2 separate regions of the Homo sapiens genome follow, and region 1 is linked to region 2. The links are chromatin loops, found by intact Hi-C in ENCODE. Cell type or tissue: dorsolateral prefrontal cortex. All regions are shown on one strand. Links, peaks and the distances in the headings refer to the core of each region. The heading gives the core; the rest is flanking DNA. Region 1 overlaps CTTNBP2 (cortactin binding protein 2). Region 2 overlaps CTTNBP2 (cortactin binding protein 2).

Region 1 (2,810 bases), core at 80-2,579, 51 kb before region 2:
TGGGACTTATATGTTTAAGAAAAATAAACTTCTATCCTGTTTAAGCTGTAATTATTTGGTTTCCGTTAAAGTGGCCAAATTAACCTTCTCACTAATGCTAGCATCTTTACTCAATTTTAAATTATAAAAGTTTATAGTAAGGCATCTTGATATTTGTGGCCATTCCCTTTCATATTGATCATCATTTACTTGACATCAAGTCCTTGTTAAAGGAAGACATCCTGCTCCTGCCCAAATTATGGCATTTCACAGGTCACAGGTGGTCTCTGGATCCAGGCAATAGATACCTGGATGACAGTGACAGAAATCCAGACTATGTAATGGGCAGCCTGCCAGGGAGGGGGCTGGTGGGGAAGGTAACGGTGTCAGAGCACAGGGTGGGGGGGCTTGCACTCCTCCTTTAAACATAAAAATGGGCCACCCAATTTTCCAGTGGCAGGGATGGAAAACACAGGTCTCCACCCAGCAGTGTCCACCTACCAGCCTGAGGTAGTTCTGCATCATCTGGAGAGGGATCATGGAGGCATAAGTCACACTACTGAGACAGCCTTCTTGAGGACCTGTAGGAAAGGACAGACGAAGAAAAATGGGTGTTCCCTTGTTAAATATAAACGATCAAAACACAACAGAATCTATCATAGAAGATGAATGTGTTTGTTGACTTATGTAGGCAGAGCTGACATTTGGCCAGGAGGCACCAATGTGCCTTTCTGTTGTGAAAATATCCTCACACTTTGTTCTGGCTGATAAACTGCCACTGCTCCTGACCTCCCAAGAGCTCCCAGCTGTTCCTTCCTCCACCCCCTGGGATGCCCACCTACCTCCCAGCAACCATAGACAGGGCCTCCCGATCCCAGCCCAAACACTGTGCCCAGTATCTGCTGATTGCTGGGCTTGATGTTTTACAGTTCATAAGTAAAAGTTATCATAGATCATTGCAATCCTCAGAAAGCTTTAGCCTTGGCCACCGTTAGGTCCACTGGCAATACTCGCCACCCCTCCCCCCAAGTTCTGCCATTCTCTCAATACATTGTTTGGGCCTAAAGCAATTTTCTGGGGTGGCCTCACACTTTTCTTTAAACTTCAGTAAGTCCAGTTCAAGTAATAAAATAAATCTTTATTAGTTAAGATTGAATTTTCAGACTCCATTCCCAAGTATGGGAAATACATGATGAAATCCATAGCTGTTTAGCATCAAGGGCTGAGAAATTGAGTATTCCTATACCACTTAGTGGCAGCATGACCTTAGGCAAGAATATCAATCTCTCAGAGCCTCAATTTCCTTGGATATAAAATAGGGATAAGCAGAAATGCATATCTCATTGGGTTATGAGAATTAAATGATTTGATACTTATAGTATGCTATAAACAACAGGGTCTAGCACATAGCAGGTGCTCACTAAACATTAGCCTGTACCATCGTGATCATCGTATTAAGCATTATTAAGCACAGTAAAAAAAAAAAAAAAAAAAAAAAGACATTTCTCTTTTAACACAGTCTCTGTCACTCTCTTATCAGCATGCCAGTTTGGCCTCTGGTTTACTTCCAGTGAGTGATGCAATCAGAATGACAGGCATCAATGATCCAGACAGACATTACCATGGGTGTCAAGAACATAGCTTTTGAGTTTTCCTCCCCTTAATCAAACATTTTAAAAACATCTAATTACCTAGTGGTGGAACTCACATGTGCGTGGCTAGAAGACATGGGATGAAACGTGAAGATTTAAGAACTGGTGCTCTGAGGCAGCCATGAAGCAAACACTCTTTAAACGTCACCTTAGTTAGGGACATCCTTACCTGACAAAAGCACAGTGATGTGCTCTGCCTTATTCTTCCTCATAAAGTCCCACGGGGACTGCGCGAAGCTCTGACCCACTGACCACGGCACATTTCCTAGTTTCAAAAAATGAAATAAAATGTCAAGGGAAGCTTATGAGTGGTTTTTCTCACAAGGGTAAACATATGCTCTCTTCTGTGAGAACCCTAAGGAATTCAGAGCTTTAATTGTCAAAGGCATGTACGGAACACATATAGGGCCACACAAGGGGTTAGCTCCCTAATGAAATTCTTGTTGAAGGTTGAAAGGAAGGCTTTCAATCTACAGACTTCTCCAAAGCAGCCCATAGGAGGGATTCAGGGAGAGATCTAGAAAGCAAATATATCCACTCAGATATTTCTAGGGTTAAGCTCTCAAGAACAAGGCTGTCCATAATCTAAAACTGTTTCAGGGTTCTTCCAAAGCTTGTTTCTCAAAGCCTGAGCACTTTGGGTGAGATATGAGATCATTTATGATCTGGTCCCTGAGCCTCTTTCCAGCAAATTTTTAGATTCCAGGAAAAAAAAAAAAAGATAATTTCAGGTGCTCAGAACAAGGCAGGCCTTCTCCCATTGCGGGCCCTCTGCTCACTCTTGTTCTGAAAGGGTTCCACTTCATAGGTATCTTCCCTAGGGGATGATTGGTAATAAGTATTTTTTTTCATCTCTTCCTTCCACAGATCAATTCTTAAGTATCTATTCTCAGCATGCCTCCAATATACATGCACACTCACCTGTAATTGCGTTTATCTGCTGACCTGAAGTTCCTTTCATGTAGCTTAGGTTATGAATCCAGCAAACTCACTTACATACACACAATAATAACACTAATAATTACCAATTATGAAGTGGTTACAGCGAGGCACTAAACTAAGTCCTTTATCCACAAAACTCAACGATTTTTCGATGTGAAATGCTACTAGGGTGCTCTATACCTCTGAGACAAGCATGAACACTGCAATAATCAAGCCTTAGCATGCACTGTTCACAGA
Region 2 (2,810 bases), core at 291-2,790:
CTGGCTCATTTCTATCTACATGGATCAGGCAAACTGCTCTCTCCTTGAAATTTCTACTCAGAGCCACAGATCTCAATCTCCAACTCCCCCTTGACAATGGCTCTGCAATGCTCCTGGGGAATCAAAATGCATTTTTTAATGTAACAATGCAACAAAAAAGACTCAGGAATGAGCTAAATAATCTTTCATGTGCAAAATGTCCTAAATCCTCTCCTGACAATTTTATTACATATGATTCTCTACCATGGTATTACTGAATGAAAGTCTAAAAAGCAATTTAAAATGAAAATACATTTATATATGTGGTAAGCAATATATAATGAAGTAGAGAACATGGAATAAAAATGGCAGAATAAAGTACAATTGTAAGAAGAAATGGGCATATGAAATCAAGGAAACAAAACAAATATTTTGTTCTTTTCTGACCCATTTCCATTTCTTCGGTTGTCTAGCACTGGAAACTCCTTCCTATGTTAGGAGAATTCTCTACTTTATGATTCTCCCCTGTAGAAGCTAAATATGTCCAGTAGTTGCTTTCCTGGTCTTCTGTGTAGTCTAAGCTTGGCTAATGAAATGCACCTGTCTTAGGCTTCAAATAGGTAATGAGTGATACAAAAAAGAAGGACCTGGGGAGGGACCACTCAGGATCTGGAGCAGTGAGGGCACCAGTGCTGTCTGGCATCAACAGGGTGAAAAGAAAGCTGCAGCATCCATTTCTCATCAGCAGAAGCATCTCCTGCTGCAGACTAGCTCTGCAGACGGTACTTGTTTGTGATGCTGGCTGGGAAGAGCTAGTCCTCTAGGCTTTGCTAGCCATGCTGAACCACGATGTAAGCCAACTATTTCTATAAACCAGACAACAAATGCCCTTTCTGCCTTCTCAATGAACATTGGCTTCACCAGCTCAAAACTAAGAATCCTGTCTGAGGCATCTATTGCCATGCAACTCACCTATTTATATTGCGCTGCCACATAGAAGGAGCTGTATCTAATACACACAGTTATTTTTAGTTTTTTCACTGGTGAAAAGAATTGTTCCCCCTCTGAATTTCCTGGTTATTATTTTGGCTACACAGATTCAAAGTTCTGATCAAATTAAAAGGTCTTTCCTTCTTCAGGGCCAGAATTTATACTTCCTGAATGCGAAGAAAATGTTTGAAAATATACAGATTTCCTCCCTACTGTTCAAAGAAATCAGAATGGAAATTCTATTAAAAGATGATAGACAAGATTAAAAAAAAAAAACCTCCAAATATCATTCCATCCTGGGTTACTGGCTCAAAATGGGAAGTGGATTACCGGAGGCAAAGTTCCCCATGATGATTACTCATTAGCTTATTCAAAGTGGCTTCAGAGCCTCAGTCCATTTGCCAAATTGACTCTTGCCCAAATTTCCCTGGCACACAAATTACCAAACAGTTAACCCGCCTATTCGTAGTCGCAGCAGGAGCCAACGCATGAATGAGCACAGACCCTGTTCTCCTGCCTTGAGAGGCAAACTAGAGCAGCGCTCAGGCCAAGTGTCTTAGAATTACCAAAGAGATATGACCGATGTCAGATAATAAATACTTGAATCATAGCTAATGGAGCCTTTGCTTTCCCAGACATTTGCTCTGGCAGTGATTTAAAGAACTGAACTCATTTAAAATAATGGATTTTTTTTCCTTATGGCTTTTAGATGTCTAAAGCTGCAATTTACTCTACATGCGAGGGAACTGAAGACATTTGGTTAAAATATTTGCTTTCAGAGGACTAAAGGTGACAGGTAATTTTGTTGTTAAAGAGATGACTTTGGTGTTTCTGCTTTCATCAGCTGATACGGTATTTTCTTTTTAAGACACAGGGTAAGAGTACAAATTATAACTCTTCGCATACACTATAATCTACTAAAATATAATATTTTTTAAGGACAAAATGTAGCACTCCCTGTCAGAGAAACCCTTCACTGAGACGACACAGCCAATGAAGTTGGCTATAAAGGACTCCTGTATTCCCATTATACATGGGAGACACACCACTGGCTCATTTTATATTAGCCTCTCAGGACCCATAGGACAGAAACAATTTCCTTTCACTATCAGCCAGGTTGGAAATGACCCAGTCATTCAGAAACAAACAGGATGTAAGTTGATTTAAAAAAAAAAAATCAGCTAGATAATAAAATCTTTGATCCAACTAGAAGTGTTCTTTTTTTCTCCTAAAAGAGAAATGAGTTTTGTTAAAGGCAGAACAGAAGTAAAATTTTAGGAAAGTGTTTTTTATATATTCAATGACAACAAAGTGTTTTCTTAATTTTTTATAACACAATATAAAGTCCAGCAGAAATAATTTATTATGAAATAACTCATTTGACACATTACAGGCATAATTGAAATGTATCCCATCCAAGAAATACAAATGAGTTTCAGTGACATCAGCTGAAATTCATTGGCTCTTGTGTATGTGGTTTGTGGGGAGTTTTGAAAACCTCCACATATCTTAGTGGTTGTCTGCAGGGCTTTGTAGAGTCCAGAGTAAAATTCTGATTTTGCCTTACATCTATGGAAAGCCTTCTATTTTTCTTTTACTCAGTGCTTTAGTTTTCTACCATGCAACATACTGAGAAAAATGTTTCCTTTTATGCAGCACCTACACCAGAACACTAACATTTATATGTTAATGTAAAGATGAAATTTCAGGGAAAAGACACGCATGAAATGACAATATGTATCATAAATATTTATAAGTATAGTGCATTCAGGTTAACCATCAACTAGGTGTTACATATGAGATATCAGAAGTTCTCTGAAGAGGCCAAATAAAAGAAACAT

Evidence for each region. A loop is a pair of places that touch in the nucleus more often than their neighbours do. Peaks named below come from ENCODE experiments on the same cell type or tissue, not always from the same donor. Only the 100,000 strongest peaks of a DNase experiment are listed, where the experiment ranks them.
Region 1: it touches region 2 in a loop (2.6-fold over the local background); 5 of 110 quality-filtered maps call a loop at or near these places.

What each region holds. Positions count from the first base shown.
Region 1 is chr7:117,756,075-117,758,884 of GRCh38, forward strand. CTTNBP2 (cortactin binding protein 2) reads right to left here. Exons shown (of 23, transcript NM_033427.3): 11 at 1,801-1,896; 12 at 481-560. Among named protein-coding and RNA genes, the nearest start is that of CFTR-AS2, 110 kb to the left of the region's middle. In dorsolateral prefrontal cortex, for the core only: no CTCF peak of the experiment used is centred there; no DNase peak of the experiment used is centred there; H3K27ac peaks cover 2,346 bases.
Region 2 is chr7:117,807,055-117,809,864 of GRCh38, forward strand. All of the region lies in intron 3 of CTTNBP2 (cortactin binding protein 2), which reads right to left. Among named protein-coding and RNA genes, the nearest start is that of CTTNBP2, 65 kb to the right of the region's middle. In dorsolateral prefrontal cortex, for the core only: no CTCF peak of the experiment used is centred there; a DNase peak (open chromatin) is centred at 1,443; H3K4me3 peaks cover 1,178 bases; H3K27ac peaks cover 1,798 bases.